2 separate regions of the Homo sapiens genome follow, and region 2 is linked to region 1. A link is an interaction called in ENCODE POLR2A ChIA-PET data of the cell type or tissue named here. Cell type or tissue: HCT116. All regions are shown on one strand. Each heading gives the region's core, and the rest is flanking DNA. Links, peaks and the distances in the headings are about the cores only.

Region 1 (8,000 bases), core at 1-8,000:
CTTGCTCTGTCGCCCAGGCTGGAGTGCAGTGGTGTGATCTCAGCTCACTGCAACCTCCATCTCCTGGGTTCAAGTGATTCTCATGCCTCAGCCTCCCAAGTAGCTGGGACTACAGGCCTGCACCACCACACCCGGCTAATTTTTGTGTTTTAGTAAAGACAGGGTTTCACAATATTGGCCAGGCTGGTCTCGAACTCCTGACTTCAGGTGATCCGCCTGCCTCAGCCTCCCAAAGTGGTAGGATTAGAGGCATGAGCCACCCTGCCTGGCCAGTAGTAATTCTCTAAGTAATAAATGTTATTATACTAAATATCTTATTGGTACTCTGATAGCAAAACAGTAAGCCTTAAAAGAGTCTAAACTTGTTAGTCTGACACACAAGATGCCTTGTGGTTTTTTACTTACCTATCTGTTTTTTCTGTTTCCGGTCTCCATGATTTAGTCATACGGACCTATCAGGACACCTGAGGTGGTGGCCATGAAATGTGAGACTTGGACGAAATTACTCTATGACTACGTATCAGGAGATTGCATTAGAATTTTCTGCTGGGCATATATAGTTTGAAAAAGTGCATTCAAGGCCGGGCACGGTGGCTTACGCCTGTAATCCCAGCACTTTGGGAGGCCGAGGCGGGCGGATCACAAGGTCAGGAGATCAAGACCATCCTGGCTAACACGGTGAAACACCGTCTCTACTAAAAATACAAAAATTAGCCGGGCGTGGTGGCGGGCGCCTGTAGTTCCAGCTGCTCGGAAGGCTGAGGCCGGAGAATGGCGTGATCCCAGGAGGCGGAGCTTGCAGTGAGCCGAGATCGCACCACTGCACTCCAGCCTGGGCGACAGAGCAAGACTCCGTCTCAAAAAAAAAAAAAGAAAAAAAGAAAAAGTGCATTCAAGATGCCTATTGTTTTGATAATACAAACCACAAAAGTAAAGATTGACAAAAATCTTTTTAGATACGAGAATACACCAAAGAGAGGAAGTGAGGCCTGCATTTGCCCTATATTTAATCAGATGTATGGTATTTGTTACATATGATATTTTGAATATAGTGCAGTTTATATTTGATTCTATTGCATATGTGCTTTTTTCCAGTTTTCTTTTAAAAGTTAATATACAGCAGGGCCAGGTGCAGTGGCTCACGCCTGTAATCCCAGCACTTTGGGAGGCCAAGGTGGGCGGATCACTTGAGACCAGGAGTTTGAGACAAGCCTGGCCAAGATGGTAAAACCCCGTCTCTACTAAAAATACAAAAATTAGCCAGGTGTGGTGGTATGTGCCTGTAATCCCAGCTACTTGGGAGGCTGAGGCGGGAGAAATTCTTGAACCCGGGAGGTGGAGGCTGAAGTGAGCAGATATCACACCACTGCACTCCAGCCTGGGCAACAGAGTGAGACTCTCTCAACAACAAAAAAAAATTAATTAATTAATTAATTAAAAATTAACATACAGTAAAATTGACTTTTTATTTTTGTGTACCATTTTAATACACTTAGAGTGTAGAACCACTCTCACAATCTGAAATCACACAATCAAGATGCAGAACAGTTCCATCACCCCAAAAACCTCCCCTGTGCCACTCCTTTATAGCCATATTCTCCCATATATGTGCTTTTAAAATTGTCTTATTTTTAAATGATTTTATTTTTGTAATTATTAAAATACAGTGCAGAGAAAGGGACTTGGAGCCCAGAAAAATCTCATTTTATAAGAGCTTTCTTTTTTGTCTATCATATACTGTAACCAAAAATCTAAGGATTTCAAAGTAAAATTATTTATGTCTGTCCTTAAATACCTTTCAGGGTGATACATATTAAATAACAAATGTTCTAACTAATGTATGCAAAATTTTAACACAATTTTTATGTCTAGGTATCTAGAAGAGCATTGCCACCATTGAGATCTGATAGCTCTATGCATCATTACTTCTCTTTTCTAAGTTTTTCCTTCTTTTATACAGTGAAAGTGTTGAGCAGAAAATGAAAAATATGTGGAACTTTATAACAAGTGTACATTGATGTGTATTGGTAAAGAGTTTCAGCTTCCTCCATTTGCGATTCTAAAAACTGAGTAGTAATGCCATCTATAGCTCGCTGGACTTGAATGACCTTTGAGTTAAAAATAATCCAAATCATTTTTTAGGTGCAGTTTTTATTTCTGCAAAGCACAGTTCTTTACAGCACATGAGATTGGAACTTTTGGAAATATTTGCAGGAATTGGGAAAGGACATAAAACTTTTAGATGAAGTTTTGTTGTTGTTTTTGTTTTTTATAGTGGAGAGACAGAGTCTTCCTATTTTGCTCAGGCTGGTCTTGAACTCCTGGGTTCAAGTGATCCTCCCACCTCAGCCTACCAAGTAGCTGGGATTATAGGTGCACACCACGTGCCTGGCTGTGTGGAGATTTTTAATCATGAGGAATACAAATGAAACTATTGAAACTATTCATTCTTCGTGCCACCTGTTTGTCACTTGAGGAGGCAAATGAGAAGAAATTGCCCTGGCTAGAACCTCCAATATGATGTTGGATAGAATTGGCAAATACAGACTCCTTGTCTTGTCCCTAATCCTAGACAAGAGAGAATCCAGTCTTCACCATTAAGTGTAATGTTAGCTGTGGGATTTTTGTAGACACCCTTTGTCAATTTGAGGGAATTTACTTCTTTTTTTTTTTTTTTTTTTGGTAACGGAGTCTTGCTCTGTCACTAATTTTGTATTTTTACTAGAGACAGTGTTTCACCGTGTTGCTCAGGCTGGCCTTAAACTTCTGACCCTGCCTCACCCTCCCAAAGTGCTGCGATTTATAGGTGTGAGCAGCCACTCCTGGCCCACTCTAATTTTTATTATTTAATTCCTTCGGCTTGCTTTTGGTTTAGTCTGCTCTTCTTTTTTCAGTGTCTTAAAATGGAAAGTTAGGTTATTGATTTGAGATTCTTCTTCTTTCTTAAAATAGGAATTTACAAGTACAAATTTCCCTCCACATACCATTTGCAATGTATTTCATAAGTTTTGTTGCATTGTACCTACATTTTCATTCATATCAAAGTATTTTCTAATGTGTTTGATTTCATCTTTACCTGTTGGTTATTAGGAGTGTGTTGTTTAATTCCACTTTGTATTAGTCCGTTCTCAAACTGCTATAACGAACTACCTGAGACTGGGTATAAAGAAAAGAGGTTTAGGCCCCGCATGATGGCTCAAGCCTGTAATCCCAGCACTTTGGGAGGCCGAGGCGGGCGGATCACAAGGTCAGGCGATCAAGACCATCCTGGCTAACACGGTGAAATCCCGTCTCTACTAAAAATACAAAAAATTAGCCGGGCATGGTGGCGGGCGCCTGTAGTCCCAGCTGCTTGGGAGGCTGAGGCAGGAGAATGGCATGAACCTGGGAGGTGGAGCTTGCAGTATGCTGAGATCGCGCAACTGCACTCTAGCCTGGGAGACAGAGCAAGACTCCGTCTCAAAAAAAAAAAAAAAAAAGAGAAAAGAAGTTTAATTGACTCACAGTTCCACGTAGCTGAGGAGGCCTCAGGAAACTTACAATCATGGTTGAAGGTGAAGGGGAAGCAAGGCACGTCTTACTCACTATGCCAGAGCAGGAGAGAGAGACAGAGGGCATGAAGCTGGAAGTGCCACACTTTTGAACCATCAGATCTGGTGAGAACTCACTATCACGAGAACAGTAAGGGGGAAGTCCGCCCCCATGATCCAATCACCTTCCATCAGTCCCCTCCCCTGACACGTGGGGATTACAATTCAACATGAGATTTAGGTGGGGCCACGGAGCCAAACTATATCACACATATTTGTGAATTTCCTAAATTTCTTTCTGTTATTGATTTCTCATTTCATTTCATTATGACCAGAGAATACATTGCATTATTTTGATCCTTTTAAATGTATTGACATTTGTTTTATGGCCTAGCATAAAGCTGTTCTCTCCTGAAGAGTGTTCTATGTGCCCTTGAGAAGTATGTGTATTCTCTTGTTGGGTGGAGTATTCTTTTTCTTTTCTTTTTTTTTTTCCTCCCGAGACAGAGTCATGCTCTGTCGCCCAGGCTGGAGTGCTTTGGTGTGATCTCAGCTCACTGCAACCTCCGCCTCTTGGGTTCAAGCAATTCTCCTGACTCAGCCTCCTGAATAACTAGGATTACAGGCACATGCCACCGTGCTCAGGTAATTTTTGTATTCCTAGTAGAGACAGGGTTTCACCATGTTGGCCACACTGGTCTCGAACTCCTGACCTCATGATCCGCCCACCTCGGCCTCCCAAAGTGCTGGGATTATAGGTGTGAGCCACCACGCCCTGCCTCAGTTGCTTTTTTAATCAGTTAAGGGAAGAAAGTAGAAAAAATATGCATGTATGCTGTCTTTATAATTCCATAGTTACCATTACTTACAGTCTTTGTTTTTTCATATGCATTCAGATTACCATTTGGGGCTATTTGATTTCAGCCTACAAAACTTCCCTTAGTTCTTGTAAGTTGAGTCTGCTAGCAACAGATTCTCTGTGGTTTTTCTATCTAGCAGACTTTATTTTGTCCTTTTTTTTTTTTTTTTTTTTTGACACAGAGTCTTGCTCTGTCACCCAGGCTGACGTGTAGTGGCATGATCATAGCTCACTGCAGCCTCGAACTTCTGGGCTCAAGTGATCCCCCTGCCTCAGCCTCCCAAGTAGATAGGACTACAGGTGTAAATCACCATGCCCAGCTTATTTTTTTAAGGTTTTTTTTTTTTTTTTTTTTTTTTTTTTTAGATGGAGTTTCACTCTTGTTGCCCAGGCTGGAGTGCGGTGGCGCAGTCTCGGCTCACTGCAACCTCCACCTCCTGGGTTCAAGTGATTCTTCTGCCTCAGATTCCCAGTAGCTGGGATTACAGGCATGAGCCACCACACCTGGCTAATTTTGTATTTTTAGTAGAGGCAGGGTTTCATCATGTTCGCCAGGCTGGTCTTGAGCTCCTAACCTCAGGTGATCCACCCATCTGACCTCTCAAAGTGCTGGGATTACAGGCGTGAGTCACCAACCTGGCCTTTCAAATTTTTTTGTAGAGGTGGGATCTTGCTATTTTGCCTAGGCTGTGCCTTCATTTTTTAAAGGTAGTTTTGCTAGGTGTAGGGTTCTTGGTTGAAGATTTTTTTCTGTTTGAGCACTTTGAATGTGTTATTTCACTGTCTTCTGGCCTACATTATTTCACCAAGAAGTCAGCATTAATCTTACTGGGGTTTCTTTGTAAGTAACAGGTAGTTTTTTTTTTCTCTTGCTGCTTTCAAGATTTTCTTTTTTTTTTTTTTTTTGAGACGGAGTTGCCCAGGCTGGAGTGCAGTGGCGCATTCTCGGCTCACTGCAACCTCTGCCTTCCGGATTCAAGCGATTCTCGTGCCTCAGCCTCCTGGGTAGCTGGGACTACAGGCATGGGCCACCATGCCTGGCTAATGTTTTGTATTTTTAGTAGAAACAGGGTTTCTCCGTGTTAGCCAGAATGGTCTTGATCTCCTGATCCATCCACCTCGGCCTCTCAAAATGCTGGGATTACAGGCATAAGCCAATGCACCCGGCCTCAAGATTTTCTTTTACTTCAGCATTTTTTACCCTAATATGTCTGTTTGTAGTTCTCTTTACATTTATTTTACTTGGATTTGTTGAGCTTCCTGAATGTGTATATTATTGCTTTTGAATGAGCATGGTAAATTTTCAGCATTGTTTCTTGTTATATTATTAATGTTATTATTTTTGAGACAGAGTCTCACTCTGTTGCCCAGGCTGGAGTACAGGAGCTTGATCTCGGCTCACTGCCACCTCTGCCTCCCCAGCTCAAGCAATTCTGTCTCAGCCTCCTGAGTAGCTGGACTTACAGGCATATTTCACCACACCTGGCTAATTTTTGTATTTTTAGTAGAGACGGGGTTTCGCCATGTTGGCCAGACTGGTTTTGAACTCCTGGCCTCAAGGGATCCTCCCACCTCAGCCTCCCAAAGTGCTAGGATTACAGGTGTGAGCCACAGCGCCCAGCCTAATTTTTGTATTTTTAATAGAGATAGGGTTTCACCATGTTGGCCAGGCTGGTCTTGAACCCCTGACCTCAAGTGATCTGCCTGCCTCGGCCTCCCAAAGTGCTGGGATTACAGGCATTAACCACTGCACCCAGCTAATTTCTTGTTATATTATTTTCACTTCTTTCTCTTTTCTCTCCTTCTGGTACTTCCATTATGCGTATGTTGGTATGCTTAATGGTGTTCCACATTTCTCTGTGGCTCTCTTCATTTTCTTTTCTTTTCTTTTTTTTTTTTTTTTATGAGATGGAGTCTTGCCCTGTTGCCCAGGCTGGAGCGCAATGGCACGATCTCAGCTCACTGCAACCTCCGCCTCCCAGGTTCAAGCTATTCTCCTGCCTCAGCCTCCTGAGTAGCTGGGATTATAGGCATGCACCACCACACCCGGCTAACTTTTTGTATCTTTAGTAGAGATGGGGTTTCACCATGTTGGCCAGGCTGGTCTCGATCTCCTGACCTCGTGATCCGCCAGCTTTGGCTTCCCAAAGTGCTGGGATTACAGGCGTGAACTACCGCACCTGGCCTTTCATTTTCCTTTGTTCTTTTTTTCTCTGTTCTTTGGCTTCCATATATATATAATATATATATAATGTGTATATATATTCCATATTATATATATAATATATAATGTGTATATATATTCCATATTATATATAATATATATAATGTGTATATATATTCCATATTATATATAATATATATAATGTGTATATATATTCCATATTATATATATAATATATATAATGTGTATATATTCCATATTATATATATAATATATATAATGTGTATATATTCCATATTATATATATAATATATATAATGTGTATATATTCCATATTATATATATAATATATATAATGTGTATATATATTCCATATTATATATATAATATATATAATGTGTATATATATTCCATATTATATATATAATATATATAATGTGTATATATATTCCATATTATATATATAATATATATAATGTGTATATATATTCCATATTATATATATAATATATATAATGTGTATATATATTCCATATTATATATATAATATATATAATGTGTATATATATTCCATATTATATATATAATATATATAATGTGTATATATATTCCATATTATATATATAATATATATAATGTGTATATATATTCCATATTATATATATAATATATATAATGTGTATATATATTCCATATTACATATATATAATATATATAATGTGTATATATATTCCATATTATATATATAATATATATAATGTGTATATATTCCATATAATATATATAATATATATAATATGTATATATTCCATATTATATATATAATATATATTCCATATATATGGAATATATATATTCCATATTATATATATAATATATATATTCCATATTATATATATAATATATATATTCCATATATATATATATATTTTTTGAGACAGGGTCTCACTCTGTTGCCCAGGCTGGAGCAGTGGCGGAATCTCAGCTCGCTGCAGCCTTCACCTTCTGGGTCCAAGCGATTCTCATGCCTCAGTCTCCCAAGTAGCTGGGACTACAGGCGTGCAACACTATGCCTGGCTAAGTTTTGTATTTTTAGTAAAGATAGGGTTTCACCATGTTGCCCAGGCTGGTCTCAAACTCCTGACCTCAAGTGATCTGCCTGCCTTGGCCTCCCAAAGTGCTGGGATTACAGGCGTGAGCCACCATGCCCAGCCCATAATATCTTTGATCTATCTTCAAGTTCACTTATTCTTTCTTCTGCCGCTGCAAATCTAGTGTTAATTCTCTCTAGTGAATTTTTCAGTTCAGTTATTGCACTCTAGAATTCCCATTTAGTTCTTTTCTTACAATTTCTCTTCATTGATATTCTTTATTTGATGCAACATTGTCATCTTACCTCATGTTCCTTCTTTAATTTGGTTTCCTTTAATTCTGTGAACATGCTTAT
Region 2 (17,260 bases), core at 5,208-13,207, 310 kb before region 1:
AGAACGTAAAGGGCAGAGGAGTGGAGGTTGAGACTCAGCGTCCTAGGATTAAGAGAAACCTGTCCTGGTCATCCCACTCCTGAAAGTCTGTCCTAAAGGACTTCTACACCAAAATGGTCATTTCAGATTTACTTATAGTAACTTAAAAGTAAGGTAGAGTTGGAAACAACTCAAATATGCAAAAAGTAAGCAAATTTGTTAAGCAAAATAAGCATATACTTTTGGCAGGTTGTCATGTAGCCATTGAAAATGATGGTTACAGAGTTTTTGTTTTTGTTTTTGTTTTTAATAATTATTATACTTTAAGTTTTAGGGTACCGTGCAGTTTTGTTACATATGTATACATGTGCCATGTTGGTGTGCTGCACCCATTAACTCATCATTTAGCATTAGGTATCTCTCCTAATGCTAACCCTCCCCCCTCCCCCCACCCCACAACAGTCCCCAGAGTGTGATGTTCCCCTTCCTGTGTCCATGTGTTCTCATTGTTCAATTCCCACCTATGAGTGAGAACATGTGGCGTTTGGTTTTTTGTTCTTGCGATAGTTTGCTGAGAATGATGGTTTCCACCTTCATCCATGTCCCTACAAAGGACATGAATTCATCATTTTTTATGGCTGCATAGCATTCCATGGTGTATATGTGCCACATTTTCTTAATCCAGTCTATCATTGTTGGATATTTGGGTTGGCTCCAAGTCTTTGCTATTGTGAATAATGCCGCAATAAACATACATGTGCATGTGTCTTTATAGCAGCATGATTTATAATCATTTGGGTATATACCCAGTAATAGGATGGCTGGGTCATATGGAATTTCTAGTTCTAGATCCCTGAGGAATCGCCACACTGACTTCCACAAGGGTTGAACTAGTTTACAGTCCCACCAACAGTGTAAAAGTGTTCCTATTTCTCCACATCTTCTTCAGCACCTGTTGTTTCCTGACTTTTTAATGATCGCCATTCTAACTGGTGTGAGATGGTATCTCATTGTGGTTTTGATTTGCATTTCTTTGATGGCCAGTCATGATGAGCATTTTTTCATGCAGTTTTTGGCTGCATAAATGTCTTCTTTTGAGAAGTGTCTGTTCATATCCTTTGCCCACTTTTTGATGGGGTTGTTTGTTTTTTTCTTGTAAATTTGTTTGAGTTCATTGTAGATTCTGTATATTAGCCCTTTGTCAGATGAGTAGATTGCAAAAATTTTCTCCCATTCTGTGGGTTGCCTGTTCACTCTGATGGTAGTTTCTTTTGCTGTGCAGAAGCTCTTTAGTTTAATTAGATCCCACTTGTCAATTTTGGCTTTTGTTGCCATTGCTTTTGGTGTTTTAGGCATGAAGTCCTTGCCCATGCCTGTGTCCTGAATGGTATTGCCTAGGTTTTCTTCTAGGGTTTTTATGGTTTTAGGTCTAAGGTTTACATCTTTAATCCATCTTTAATTAATTTTTGTATAAGGTGTAAGGAAGGGATCCAGTTTCAGCTTTCTACATATGGCTAGCCAGTTTTCCCATCACCATTTATTAAATAGGGAATCCTTTCCCCATTGCTTGTTTTTGTCAGGTTTGTCAAAGATCAGATAGTTGTAGATATGCGGCATTATTTCTGAGGGCTCTGTTCTGTTCCATTGGTCTATATCTCTGTTTTGGTACCAGTACCATACTGTTTTGCTTACTGTAGCCTTGTAGTATAGTTTGAAGTCAGGTAGCATGATGCCTCCAGCTTTGTTCTTTTGGCTTAGGATTGACTTGGCAATCTGGGCTCTTTTTTGGTTCCATAAGAACTTTAAAGTAGTTTTTTCCAATTCTGTGAAGAAAGTCATTGGCAGCTTGATGGGGATGGCATTGAATCTGTAAATTACCTTGGGCAGTGTGACCATTTTCACGATATTGATTCTTCCTACCCATGAGCATGGAATGTTCTTCCATTTGTTTGTATCCTCTTTTATTTCACTGAGCAGTGGTTTGTAGTTCTCCTTGAAGAGGTCCTTCACATCCCTTTTAAGTTGGATTCCTAGGTATTTTATTCTCTTTGAAGCAATTGTGAATGGGAGTTCACTCATGATTTGGCTCTCTGTTTGTCTGTTATTTGTGTATAAGAATGCTTGTGATTTTTGTACATTGATTTTGTATCCTGAGACTTTGCTGAAGTTGCTTATCAGCTTAAGGAGATTTTGGGCTGAGAGAATGGGGTTTTCTAGATATACAATCATGTCATCTGCAAACAGGGACAATTTGACTTCCTCTTTTCCTAATTGAATACCTTTTATTTCCTTCTCCTGCCTGATTGCCCTGGCCAGAACTTCCAACACTATGTTGAATAGGAGTGGTGAGAGAGGGCATCCCTGTCTTGTGCCAGTTTTCAAAGGGAATGCTTCCAGTTTTTGTCCATTGAGTATGATATTGGCTGTGGGTTTGTCATAGATAGCTCTTATTTTGAGATACGTCCCATCAATACCCAATTTATTGAGAGATTTTAGCATGAAGGTTGTTGAATTTTGTCAAAGGCCTTTTCTGCATCTATTGAGATATTCATGTGGTTTTTGTCTTTGGTTCTGTTTATATGCTGGATTATGTTTATTGATTTGCGTATGCTGAACCAGCCTTGCATCCCAGGGATGAAGTCCACTTGATTATGGTGGATAAGCTTTTTGATGAGCTGCTGGATTCGGTTTGCCAGTATTTTATTGAGGATTTTTGCATCAATGTTCATCGGGGTTATTGGTCTAAAATTCTCTTTTTTTGTTGTGTCTCTGCCAGGCTTTGGTATCAGGATGATGCTGGCCTCATAAAATGAGTTAGGGAGGATTCCCTCTTTTTCTATTGATTGGAATAGTTTCAGAAGGAATGGTACCAGCTCCTCCTTGTGCCTCTGGTAGAATTCGGCTGTGAATTCATCTGGTCTTGGACTTTTTTTGGTTGGTAAGCTATTAATTATTGCCTCAATTTCAGAGCCTGTTATTGGTCTATTCAGAGATTCAACTTCTTCCTGGTTTAGTCTTGGGAGGGAGTATGTGTCGAGGAATTTATCCATTTCTTCTAGATTTTCTAGTTTATTTGCATAGAGGTGTTTATATTATTCTCTGATGGTAGTTTGTATTTCTGTGGGATTGGTGGTGATATCCCCTTCGTCATTGTTTATTGCGTCTATTTGATTCTTCTCTCTTTTCTTCTTTATTAGTCTTGCTAGTGGTCTATCAATTTTGTTGATCTTTTCAAAAAACCAGCTCCTGGATTCATTGATTTTTTGAAGGGTTTTTTGTGTCTCTATTTTCTTCAGTTCTGCTCTGATCTTAGTTATTTCTTGCCTTCTGCTAGCTTTTGAATGTGTTTGCTCTTGCTTCTCTAGTTCTTTTAATTGTGATGTTAGGGTGTCAATTTTAGATATTTCCTGCTTTCTCTTGTGGGCATTTACTGCTGTAAATTTCCGTCTACACACTGCTTTGAATGTGTCCCAGAGATTCTGGTATGTTGTGTCTTTGTTCTCGTTGGTTTCAAAGAACATCTTTATTTCTGCCTTCATTTCGTTATGTACCCAGTAGTCATTCAGGAGCAGGTTGTTCAGTTTCCATGTAGTTGAGCGGTTTTGAGTGAGTTTCTTAATCCTGAGTTCTAGTTTGATTGCACTGTGGTCTGAGAGACAGTTTGTTATAATTTCTGTTCTTTTACATTAGCTGAGGAGTGCTTTACTTCCAACTATGTGGTCAATTTTGGAATAGGTGTGGTGTGGTGCTGAAAAGAATGTATATTCTGTTGATTTGGGGTGGAGAGTTCTGTAGATGTCTATTAGGTCCACTTGGTGCAGAGCTGAGTTCAATTCCTGGATATCCTTGTTAACTTTCTGTCTCATTGATCCATCTAATGTTGACAGTGGGGTGTTAAAGTCTCCCATTATTATTGTGTGGGAGTCTAAGTCTCTTTGTAGGTCACTCAGGACTTGCTTTATGAATCTGGGTGCTCATGTATTGGGTGCATATATATTTAGGATAGTTAGCTCTTCTTGTTGAATTGATCCCTTTACCATTATGTAATGGCCTTCTTTGTCTCTTTTGATCTTAGTTGATTTAAAGTCTGTTTTTTCAGAGACTAGGGTTGCAACACCTGCCTTTTTTTGTTTTCCACTTGCTTGGTAGATCTTCCTTCATCCCTTTATTTTGAGCCTATGTGTGTCTCTGCATGTGAGATGGGTTTCCTGAATACAGCACACTGATGGGTCTTGACTCTTTATCCAATTTGCCAGTCTGTGTCTTTTAATTGGAGCATTTAGCCCATTTACATTTAAGGTTAATATTGTTATGTGTGAATTCGATCCTGTCATTATGATGTTAGCTGGTTATTTTGCTCGTTAGTTGATGCAATTTCTTCCTAGGCTTGACGGTCTTTACAATTTGGCATGTTTTTGCAGTGGCTGGTACTGGTTGTTCCTTTCCATGTTTAGTGCTTCCTTCAGTAGCTCTTTTAGGACAGGCCTGGTGGTGACAAAATCTCTCAGCATTTGCTTGTCTGTAAAGTATTTTATTTCTCCTTCACTTATGAAGCTTAATTTGGCTGGATATGAAATTCTGGGTTGAAAATTCTTTTCTTTAAGAATGTTGAATATTGGCCCCCACTCTCTTCTGGCTTGTAGAGTTTCTGCCGAGAGATCAGCTGTTAGTCTGATGGGCTTCCCTTTGTGAGTAACCTAACCTTTCTCTCTGGCTGCCCTTAACATTTTTTCCTTCATTTCAACTTTGGTGAATCTGACAATTATGTGTCTTGGAATTGCTCTTCTCGAGGAGTATTTTTGTGGCATTCTCTGTATTTCCTGCATTTGAATGTTGGCCTGCCTTGCTAGATTGGGGAAGTTCTCCTGGATAATATCCTGCAGAGTGTTTTCCAATTTGGTTCCATTCTCCCCGTCACTTTCAGGTACACCAATCAGATGTAGATTTGGTCTTTTCACATAGTCCCATATTTCTTGGAAGCTTTGTTCGTTACTTTTTATTCTTTTTTCTCTAAACTTCTCTTCTCACTTCATTTCATTCATTTTGTCTTCCATCACTGGTACCCTTTCTTCCAGTTGATCACATCGGCTACTGAGGCTTGTGCATTCGTCACGTAGTTCTCGTGCCGTGGTTTTCAGCTCCATCAGGTCCTTTAAGGACTTCTCTGCATTGGTTATTCTAGTTAGCCATTTGTCTAATTTTTTTTCAAGCGTTTTAACTTCTTTGCCATTGGTTCGAACTTCCTCCTTTAGCTCAGAGTAGTTTGATCTTCTGAAGCCTTCTCCTCTCAACTCGTCAAAGTCATTCTCCATCCAGCTTTGTTCCGTTGCTGGTGAGGAGCTGCGTTCCTTTGGAGGAGGAGAGGCACTCTGATTTTTAGTTTCTGGTTTTTCTGCTCTGTTTTTTTCCCATCTTTGTGGTTTTATCTACCTTTGGTCTTTGATGATGGTGACGTACAGATGGGTTTTTGGTGTGGATGTCCTTTCTGTTTGTTAATTTTCCTTCTAACAGTCAGGACCCTCAGCTGCAGGTCTGTTGGAGTTTGCTGGACGTCCACTCCAGACCCTGTTTGCCTGGGTATCAGCAGCGGTGGCTGCAGAACAGCAGATATTGGAGAACCGCAAATGCTGCTGCCTGATCCTTCCTCTGGAAGTTTTGTCTCAGAGGTGCACCCAGTCATGTGAAGTGTCAGTCCGCCCCTACTGGGGGGTGCCTCCCAGTTAGGCTACTCAGGGGTCAGGGACCCACTTGAGGAGGCAGTCTGCCTGTTCTCAGATCTCAAGCTGCGTGCTGGGAGAACGACTACTCTCTTCAAAGCTGTCAGACAGGGACATTTAAGTCTGCAGAGGTTACTGCTGACTTTTGTTTGTATGTGCCCTGCCCCCAGAGGTGCAGCCTGCAGAGTCAGGCAGGCCTCCTTGAGCTGTGTTGGGCTCCACCCAGTTCGAGTTTCCCGGCCGCTTTGTTCACCTACTCAAGCCTCAGCAATGGCGGGTGACCCTCAGCCAGGCTCACTGCTGCCTTGCAGTTTGATCTCAGACTGCTGTGCTAGCAATGAGCGAGGCTCCGTGGGCATAGGACCCTCCAAGCCATGTGCGGGATATCATCTCCTGGTGTGCCATTTGTTAAGCCCGTTGGAAAAGCACAGTATTAGGGTGGGAGTGACCCGATTTTCCAGGTGCCATCTGTCACCCCTTTCTTTGACTAGGAAAGGGAATTCCCTGACCCCTTGCGCTTCCCAGGTGAGGTGATGCCTCGCCCTGCTTCGGCTCATGCATGGTGTGCTGCACCCACTGTCCACCCACTGTCCAGCACTCCCCAGTGAGATGAACCCGGTACCTCAGTTGGAAATGCAGAAATCACCCGTCTTCTGCATCGCTTACACTGGGAGCTGTAGACTGGAGCTGCTGCTATTCGGCCATCTTGGCTCCACCTCCACAGAGTTTTAATGTCATGGGAAAATTCTATTGACATGGAGTTAAGTTTTTAAAGCAGTATAAATAGGATAGCTGAACGTGTGGTGCATACCTGTAATCTCAGCTACTCAGGAGCCTGAGGCAGGAGGACCCTGGAGTTCAAGACCAGCCTTGGCAACACAGTAAGACCCTCTCTCACAAAAATAAAAAAAAAAATAGTATACACTATTTTATCTCAGGTATAAAAGAAAAAAATAGATGAAAAATACAGTGGGTAGTAACTTCATAGACAGTTTTCATCAACCTCTTTATCATTTTCTCAGATTTCTACAATGGGCATGCAGCACCATGATGGCTGGGGAGGAAAAAACTAAAAATCAAAAAGTCAAAAATTAAAACAAAAGCTGGTTTTATTGATCGATAACTGCACATTTTTGGTTGGAGGTGCCAGCTCTTGACGAATTTGCAGCCCTCTCACTCTCGATATTGGAGCTTCTTCCTCCTGTGCTGTCTTCTCTGCCTGGGGAAATTTGTGTCCCTCAGCTAGGCCACCCAGGGGAATCACATGATGATCCTGAACATTCCATCCCATCAGGCTGTGCACAGGACTGGCTGCATCTGAGATCAAACGATGTTCAAAGAAAGTTCAGACTCCAGCACTCCAGTTAGGGCAAGCCTCTTAAAAGGTGAGCGTCTTGATACCTGTTTGGAAGGAGGGAACACTGGTTGCAGGAAATTCAGGTGAGCATTTTTGAAAGAGGTGGTGTATAGACTCCAAAGCATCTTCCTCCTACTTTCTTAAATTTTTTTGTTTTGTGTGTTTGGGTTTTTGTGTTTTGAATGGGGGGTTGTTTTTCGGTTTTTTTGAGATGGAGTCTCGCTTTGTCACCCAGGCTGGAGTGCAGTGGTACGATCTCAGCTCACTGCAACCTCTGCCTCCTGGGTTCAAGCAGTTCTCCTGCCTTAGCCTCCCAAGTAGCTGGGATTACAGGTGCGTGCTACCACACCTGGCTAATTTTTGTATTTTTAGTAGAGACAAGGTTCACTACGTTGGCCAGGCTGTTCTTGAACTCCTGACCTCAAGTGATCTGCCCACTTCAGCCTCCCAAAGTGCTAGGATTACAGGCGTGAGCCACCACATCCGGCCCTGTGTGTTTGTTTTTTGAGACAGGGTCTCACTATGTTGTCCAGGCTGGTCTCGAACTCCTGAGCTCAAGCAATCCTCCTCCCTTGGCCTTCCCAGTAATTGGCTTTTAAACATTTGATGGAGGGTGCTGGTGAGCAAAACTTGACAGTTATGAAACAGGAAACCAGCAGGAAAAGGACCTGCCCAAACTTGGAGGAGAAGGTAGTGCCAGGGAAGAAGGGATGGCACTGAGCTTAGTGTGCAACCCAGAATTTGTGACAATTGCACAACACACCCTCTTGTCATTCCTGTCAGTTTTATTCATTCCCCTCCCTCCCTTCCATTCCTTTCCCAGTCTTTAATCCCCCTGTTCCTTCCCTTCTCCTACTCCCTTAATCACTTACAGTCCCACTCCCAGGAGGAAGGGGTACAGGAAACTGCATTTCTCCTCCTGAAGGTCACTGTGTGCAGCTGAAGCCACTTAGTCCACAGGAAGGAAGGCCAGCTGGTAGGAGTTCAGATGGCAGTTACAGCCACCAGGGGACAGCTTTGGCATCCACCCCCTTCAGGGCTCTCCTGAGAGGGAGGAGCAGTGCCCACCCTAGGGAGGGCTGAGCTTTATCACACTCTCTGAGGGCTCTCTGGGTCCTGCCTCATCAGCTCTGATGGCGGAAGGGTTGACAGGGGGCAGCAAGGATGGTTTTGTCCTGTGGCACCTCACCCTGCAGTGTCCACTCCCTCCTACCCCCAGCTCTTCCTGCCTTGCCTCCTGTTCCCTGTGATCCTCCCTTGGTGGAGTGCTGATGTGATGGAGTGGCCCTTCCTTGGAGACTCCCCACAACAATCCAAGTCCCCAACACTCTCCAGTCAGGGAAGACTGAAGCTACAACAAGTACTGGCACTGATCTTTATGACTCTGGTTCAGGCTAGGCATGGTGGCTCACGTCTGTAATCCTAGCACTTTGGGAGGCCGAGGCAGGTGGATCATTTGAGGTCAGGAGTTCAAGACCAGCCTGGCCAACATGGCAAAACCCCATCTCTAATAAAATACAAAAATTAGCCGGGCATGATGGCATGCACCTGTTGTCCCAGCTATTCAGGTGGCTGAGGCAGGAGATTCTCCTGAACCTGGGAGGTAGAGATTGCAGTGAGCTGAGACCACACCACTGCACTCCAGCCTGGGCGACAGAGCAAGACTCCATTTCAAAAACAAAAAACAAAAAAAAAAGTCTCTGGTCCTTTCCAGCTACATCCAAACTTCCAACCCCACCCCAGTGCCCAGAGAAGGGAGGAGGTGGGGACTAAGCCCAACAGGGCCCACTTGTGCCCAATACCTTTCCCCACACTGTCCTACTGCCTCTCCTCACCTTCTGCCCCACCCTCACTCTGCATGACTGAATGACTTAATTCAAATTGCATTTATTTGCTCATTTCTAATCACATCCTAGGATCTCATGCTCTCTTGATGGTAAATAAAAGTGAACAGAAAATGTCTTCTAATGACCTGGTAAATCAAGTTTATACCTTTCCCAAATCAGGGTCAATTTGCTCTAAATCTAGTCAAGTCAGAACCCAGCATTAGTAGGTGGCCTGACCACATGGCCCCTTCCCCCAGTCTCTTAAGGCATAGTGAGTCACTCACAGAGGCCAGCTTAGCCCTTCATGAGTCAGTATCTCCTGTTTATGTACAGAGTCATTACTTTCTCTATAGGAAAAAAAGGAGGTGGTGGTGGAGGTGCTTGTCTATAGATGGACTGGGCATTGTAATTTGAAAAGCATTGAGAAAAGTCCCTATCTCCAAAGACATTATCAGCCTTACATAATATCTGAAAACCTATCATTTGAGACATTTCTCAGAGCAATGATCCTTTATAAAATATGGGATGAGGCCAGAAGAGCCATTTTACTATGTGACAGTCAGTACAACTCAGTGGCTAGGAATCAGGATCTGGATCGAGTTCCACTTCTGGTATGGCTGAGTAAACGCTTACTGTACTGAGCTTCCTGCCAATAACAACTATAAACTCAGGGGTTGGGAGAGGACAAAATCTATCTGAAGGCCCTGGAGAGTATACAACAGCAAGCAGGCTCCAGGGGGAAGTTAACACTTGGAAGAAAGGGTTAGTAGGAGGTTATTCTCCTGTTTTTACCACTTTTGGCCTGATGGTCAGCTGCAGTCACTGTCCTGAGGGGCAGCTAAAACTGAGAAGAAACTCACCATCTTTCTGGCCTGAAGAACTGGCAGACAGAGTTTGAGGGCAACCCCAGCTGCTAGAAAGTGAGGGAGAATCCTCAAAGGGAGAGAGCCAGAGAAAGAAAATCCCAAATTCCATGTATAAAGTCTGCCCCAATTTTTGCCTGACCCCCAAACACCCATGTACAGCAGAGATTGTAAGCACCCTATCTAAGGGTGAAAGAACAAAAAGCAGATATGAGGGGCCACTCAGAAAAAAACAGAATTTGCAGTTTGAACCATAACAAGTTAATTTCTCATTAAAATGAAAAATTCAAAACTCTTTGAAAGAATACAACTGAATCCAGTCTCCACAATATGACATTCACAATATCCAGAGTACAATCCAAAATTTCTTGACATATTGAGAGACAGGAAGATGTGATGTATTCTCAAGAGTAAATATAATAGGCAAAAGTCAAGCTCAAGATGACACAGATATTGAAATTAATAGAAATTTATTTTAAAATGGCAATTCTTACTATACTAAATGACATAAGGAAAAATGTGCTTATAATGATTAAAACATAGTTAGTATCATCACCTAAATAGAGACGCCTAAAATTATAATCAAATGGAAATTCTATAACTAAAAAATACAGTATCTAATTTTAAAAAATTAACTGGATGGGGCTTAACATAATTTTTTAAAACAGATGAAAGAGTAGGTGAATCTAAAGAGAGATCAACAGAAAATATCCAATCTGAAAGACAGAGATAAAAATGATAGTACCTAAAGGGTGGTATTGAAAGGTCTAACATACCTACAATTGAACTCCTAGAAGAACAGAGGACATGGGGTAGAAAAAAATTATTTGAATAAATAATGGCCAAAAAGTCCCCAAATTTGGCAAAAGACATAAATTTACAAATCTAAGAAGCTCAGCAAATCCCAATCAAGTTAAATAAAAGAAAAACATGCCTGGGCACATTAGAGTCAAATGAATGGCAAAGTGTCAAAAGCATGCAGAGAAAAACAGCACATTACACAGAGGAGAATAATGAGTCAAATGACTGTTGATTTCTTATATCAGAAGCAATGGAGGCCAACACAGTGAACCAACATTCTCAAAGCACTAAAAGCAATATCTATCAAATATGAAGCAGAATAAAGACTTTCCAAATAAAAGAAAACTAAGAGAATTTATCACTAGCAGACCTTTATTATAAGAAATGCTAAAGAAAGTTCTTTATCTGAAGATAAATGATATCAAATGAAAATATGGATCTTTAGACATGAAGAACATCAAAACTAGCAAATAGAAAAAACTGCTTTTCCAGCCTAATTCCTTTCCAATATATATCACTATTCAAGGCAAAAATTATGACCTTGCATTGTAGGATGCATAATGTATATAAATGTCATATGGTAATCATAACACAAAGGAATGCTGGGGGCAGGTATAAGAGGACCTATACGATTGCAAGGTTTGCATATTTTATGCAAAGTGGGACAATGTAAACTCAAATCAGATTATAAAAAGTTAAGAATGTATATCGTGATTCTTAGAGCGGACATTGGGTAAAAACTACAATAATATATAGAAAAAACATTAATATGTAAATTAAACTGGAATTCTAAAACATGTCCAAATAATAATTTCTAAAAGGCACTAAATGCAATATGGTACCCTAGATTGGCTCCTGAAACAGGAAAAAGGGGTTATTTGTGAAGAAACAAAGAAATCTGAATAAAGTCTGGCACTTAATTAATAGTAGTGTACTAATGTTAGTTTCTTAGTTGTGATGAATGTACTGTGATAATGTAAGATGTTAACTTCAGCAGAAACTGGGTGAGAGGTATACAGGAACTCTCTGTACTATTTTTGCAACTTTTATGTAAATCTAAAATTTAAACAAAATAAAGAGCTTCTGTAAAAAAAAAAAAAAAGACAAGAAAGAAGTAACAGAAGAACAAAAATCAGAGGGGCAAAAAAGAAAACAAATAAAATGGTGTATCAAAATATAATCAGAATAATATTAAATGTTAATAGGCAAAAATTTCCAATTAGCTAAAAAAAAAGAAATAGCAGAGCTTGTTGTAATGGCTTAAAAACAAAAGTAAGATTTAAAGATATGCTGTGAATGGGACCCACTTTGAATATAATTATACAGATAGAGTGAAAGTAAATAGATGCAAAAGTATATGCAATGCCATGCCAGAAAAAGCCAGATCATTCAACACAGAAGTATTACCAAAGATTAGGAGGGATATTTCACAATGATTAAAATGTCATTGGGAAAACATAACAGTCTTGTATGTGCATGTGCCTAACAACAGCACTTTAAAATATATAAAACAAAAATTGATAGAGCTAAAGGAAGAAATAGACAATTCTACAACCATAGATTTTTGTAGAGTTTTGAAGATTTTAGCATCCTTCTCTCAGCATTTGATAGAAAAATTAAGATAAAAATTCAGGAAACATAGATGATCTGAATAATGCTACCAACTACCTTTTTTATTTATAAAATGGAAATAAACTCACTGTTTGAAATTGGTATAAAGATTAAACAAGCAAATAGTTTAGCCCAGTCTGGGCACACTGTAAATCCACTATACTTACTGGTTATTATTAGCGACTTATCTGGGAGGGGAAAATTTATCAGCTCAATAGTATCCCATTGCCAGGGATTAATTTGCCAAATTAGCTAGTTTGGGGGTAGTGAAAAGCAGATACTTCAAGAGCTGAATATAAAGGAAAACTATTTTTACCATAAATTAATATATTCAGATAACAGAAAAATGAAAACAGTGTAAAAGAATATAAAGATAAGGGGATCATGGTGGGCGGGAGGCAGGACTAGATTGCAGTTCTGACTCAGACGCACAGAGCAGCATGTGGAGGCTTGCATCATGAATTTTTGCTCCAGAATGACTGCAGGAATAAATCAGGAAACCTCACAGGACCCACAGACCCTCTGAAGGAAGCAGATTGCCTGGGAGACACAACAAATACTGTGAGTGCCCAAACTGTACAAGTGGGAAAGGGACATTGTCTGCCCCTGAACACACCTCCCCACCCCCACACCCCAACTGGGGAAACTGAAGGTCTAGAATACAGGAGAAGACTAATACAGGAGAAGACTCTGACCTTACCTGAAGCCGAGTCAATTTAGAGAGCCTAGCAAAATACAGGGGCAGAGGAAGCAATGAGGAAAGACTTGTGAGCTCGCTGGGTCCCCTAGCAAACCATTTCTGCCTGGCCTCACGGGATCCTTCAGAAGGGCAGCCAGAGGCACTGGGAAAAGGCCACAGAGAGAAGGACATCTTCAGCTGAACTTTGAAACAATTTGAACTGGTGGAGAACTCTCCTGGTCAGAACTCAGGGGAGGGCATGAATCTGGTGTGCAGACTCCACAGGCAGGGGAAGAAGGAAAGACATACTTGCTACTGCAGCTGGGAGGCAGGTATCGTGCGGCAAGTTCTCAGCCCTGCTCGCCCATTGCCTGGAAACAGACTCAGTGCTATTGGCAGGCGGGGGGCAGGGGGCACAGTGAAAGTGAGACCAGCCCTTCGGATTATGTGGGAGCTGGGTGAGACCTGTAACTGCTGGCTTTCCTGCACTGCTCTGACAACCTGCATGACACAGTAAAGACATCTATAATCCTTGTAGGAACATAGCTCCATTGACCTGGGAGCCTCATCTCCATCCCCCACAGCAGATGCAGCAAGACCTGCCCAAGGAGAGTCTGTGCTTAGACATGCCTAGCCCTGCCCCCACACAATGGTCCTTCCCTATCCACCCTGGTAATTGAAGACAAAGGGCATATACTCTTGGGAGTTCTAGGGCCCTGCCCACCACCTGTTCTTCCCCATACTACTGCAGCTGATGCTCTCTGGAAAGCGCCACCTCCTGGCAGGAGGCCAACCAGCACAAAAATACTACATTAAACCACCAAAGCTAAGAACCCTCACAGAGTCCATTTCACCTCCCTGCCACCTCCACTAGAACAGGTGCTGGTATCCACAGCTGAGAGACCCACAGACGGTTCACATCACAGGACTCTGTGCAGAAAACTCCCAATACCAGACCAGAGCCTGGTAGACTTACTGGGTGGCAAGGTCCTAAAGAGAGAAAACAATCACTACAGCTCGGCTCTCAGGAAGCCACATCCATAGGAAAAGGGAGAGAGTTCTACATCAAGGGAACACCCTGTGGGACAAAAAAAATCTGAACAACAGACTTCAGCCGTAGACCTTCCCTCTGACAGAACCTACCCAAATGAGAAGGAACCAGAAAACCAACTCTGGTAATATGGCAAAACAAGGTTAATACCTCCAAAAGAATCACACTAGCTCATCAGCAATGGATTCAAACCAAGAAGAAATCCCTGATTTACCTGAAAAAGAATTCAGGAGGTTAGTTATTAAGCTAATTAAGGAGGCACTAGAGAAAGGCAAAGCCCAACGTAAGGAAATCAAAAAAATGATACAAGAAGTGAAGGGAGAAATAGTCAATGAAATAGATAACAAAAATAAAAAACAATAGAAACTTCAGGAAACAATGGACACACTTATAGAAATGCAAAATGCTCTGGAAAGTCTCAGCAATAGAATCGAACAAGTAGAAGAAAGAAATTCAGAGCTTGAAGACAAGGTCTTCAAATTAACCCAGTCTAACAAAGACAAAGAAAAAAGATAAGAAAATATGAACAAAGCCTCCAAGCAGTCTGGGATTCTATTAAATGACCAAACCTAGAATAATCAGTGTTCCTGAGGAAGAACAGACATTTGAAAGTTTGGAAAACCTATTTGGGGGAATAATCAAGGAAAACTTCCCCAGACTTGCTAGAGATCTAGACATCCAAATACAAGAAACACAAAAAACACCTGGGAAATTCATCACAAAAAGATCATACCTATGCACGTTGTCAACAGGTTATGTAAAGTTAAGACAAAGGAAAGAATCTTAAGAGCTGTGAGATAAAGGCACTAGGTAACCTATAAAGGAAAACCTATCAGATTAACAGCAGATTTCTCAGTGGAAATCCTACACGCTAGAAGGGATTGGGGGCCTATCTTCAGCCTCCTCAAACAAAACAATTATCAACCAACAATTTTGTATCCAGTGAAACCAAGCTTCATATACAAAGAAAAGATAGTCTTTTTCAAACAAATACTGAGAGAATTTGCCATTACCAAGCCACCACTACAAGAACTGCTAAAAGAAGTTCTAAACCTTGAAACAAATCTTGGAAACACATCAAAACATATTTTGATATTTAAAGCATAAATATCACAGGACCTATAAAACAAAAATACAATTAAAAAATAAAAACAAAAAAACAAGGTATACAGGCAACAAATAGCCGATGAATGGAATGCTACCTGATATGTCAATACTAACATTGAGTGTAAATGGCCTAAATATTCCACTTAAAAGACACAGAATTGCAGAGTAGATAAGAATTCACCAACCACTATCTGCTGCCTTCAGGAGGCTCACCTAACACATAAGGACTCACATAAACTTAAGGTAAAGGGGTGGAAAAAGACATTTCATGCAAATTGACACCAAAAGTGAGCAGGAGTAGCTATTCAAACAAACTTTAAAGTGACAGCAGTTTAAAAAGACAGAAGGACATTATTTAATGATAAAAGGCCTTGTCCAACAGGAAAATATCACAATCCTAAATATATATGCATCTAACACTGGAGCTCCCAAATTTATAAAACAATTACTAGACCTAAAAAGTGAGATAGACAGCAACACAATAATAGTGGGGGACTTCAATACTACACTAACAGGATTAGAGAGGTCATCAAGGCAGAAAGGCAACAAAAAAAATTGAATTAAACTATACCCTAGAACAAATGGAATTAACAGATATATACAGAACATTCCATCTAACAACTGCAGACTATACATTCTATTCAACAGCACATGGAACCTTCTCCAAGATAGACCATATGATAGGCCACAAAATGAGCCTCAATAAAGTTAAGAAAATGGAAATCATATCAAGCACTCTCTCAGACCACAGTGGAATAAAACTGGAAATCAACTCCAAAAGGAACCTTCAAAACCATGCAAATACATGGAAATTAAATAACCTGTTCCTGAATGATCATTGGGTCAGAAGTGAAATCAAGATGAAAATTAAAAAGTTCTTTGAACTAAACGACAATAGTGACACAACCTATCAAAACCTCTGGGATACAGCAAAGGCGGTGCTAAGAGGAAAGTTCATAGCCCTAAATGCCCACATCAAAAGGTCTGAAAGAGCACAAACAGATAATCTAAGTTCACACCTCGAAGAACTAGAGAAACAAGAACAAACCAAACCCAAACCCAACAGAAGAAAAGAAATAACCAAGATTAGAGCAGAACCAAATGAAATTGAAACAAAAAAATACATAAGATAAATGAAACAAAAGCCTGGTTCTTTAAAAAGATAAATAAAATTAATAGACTACTAGCAAAGTTAACCAAGAAAAGGAGAAAATCCAAATAAGCTCAATAAGAAATGAAATGGGAGATATTATAACTGAAACCACAGAAATACAAAAGATCATTCAAGGATACTATGAACATCTTTATGTGCATAAACTAGAAAACCTAGAAGAGATGGATAAATTCTTAGAAAGATACAACTCTCCTAGCTTAAATCAGGAAGAATTAAACACCCTGCACAGACCAATATCAAGCAGTGAGATTGAGATGGTAATTTAAAAATTACCAACAAAAAAAGGCCAGGACCAGACGGATTCACAGCAGAATTCTACCAGACATTCAAAAAAGAATTGGTACCAATCCTATTGACACTATTCCACAAGATGGAGAAAGAAGGAACCCTTCCTAAATCATTCTATGAAGCCAGCATCATCCTAACACCACAACCAGGAAAGGACAAAACCAAAAAAGAAAACTACAGACCAATATCCCCAATGAACATGGATGCTAAAATCTTTAACAAAATACTAGCTAACCAAAGCCAACAACATATCAAAAAGATAATCCGGCCGGGCTCAGTAGCTCATGCTTGTAATCCCAGCACTTTGGGAGACCCAGGTGGGTGGATCACCCAAGGCTAGCCTGGCTAACATGGCAAAACCCTGTCTCTACTAAAAATACAAAAATTAGCCAGGCATTGTGGCGCACACCTGTAATCCCAGCTACTCAGGAAGCTGAGACAGGAGAATCACTTGAACCTGGGAGGCGGAGGTTGCAGTGAGCCGAAATAGTGCCACTGCACCCTAGCCTAGGTGACAGAGTGGGACTCTGTCTAACAACAACAAAAAAAAAGATAATACTCCATGATCCATGATCAAGTGGATTTCATAGCAGGGATGTAGGGATGGTTTAACATATGCAAGTCAATAAATGTGATACAACACATAAACAGAATTAAAAACAAAAATCACATAATCATCTCAATAGATGCAGAAAAAGCGTTTGACAAAATCCAGTATCCCTTTATAATTAAAACTCTCAGCAATATTGGCATACAAGAGACATACCTCAATGTAATAAAGGCCATCTATGACAAGCCCACAGCCAA

What was found. ChIA-PET counts read pairs that join two places held together with the same protein. Peaks named below come from ENCODE experiments on the same cell type or tissue, not always from the same donor. Only the 100,000 strongest peaks of a DNase experiment are listed, where the experiment ranks them.
Region 2: POLR2A ChIA-PET joins it to region 1 with 5 read pairs; 2 of 35 experiments call an interaction of 5 or more read pairs at or near these places.

Annotation. Positions count from the first base shown.
Region 1 is chr18:46,105,610-46,113,609 of GRCh38, forward strand. All of the region lies in intron 2 of HAUS1 (HAUS augmin like complex subunit 1), which reads left to right. Among named protein-coding and RNA genes, the nearest start is that of HAUS1, 5.2 kb to the left of the region's middle. In HCT116, for the core only: no CTCF peak of the experiment used is centred there; a DNase peak (open chromatin) is centred at 4,986; H3K27ac peaks cover 1,106 bases.
Region 2 is chr18:45,793,794-45,811,053 of GRCh38, forward strand. It overlaps a transcript of EPG5 not described here. Among named protein-coding and RNA genes, the nearest start is that of SIGLEC15, 23 kb to the right of the region's middle. RefSeq lists an enhancer at 12,427-12,928. In HCT116, for the core only: no CTCF peak of the experiment used is centred there; DNase peaks (open chromatin) are centred at 9,158 and 9,428; H3K4me3 peaks cover 1,422 bases; H3K27ac peaks cover 1,886 bases.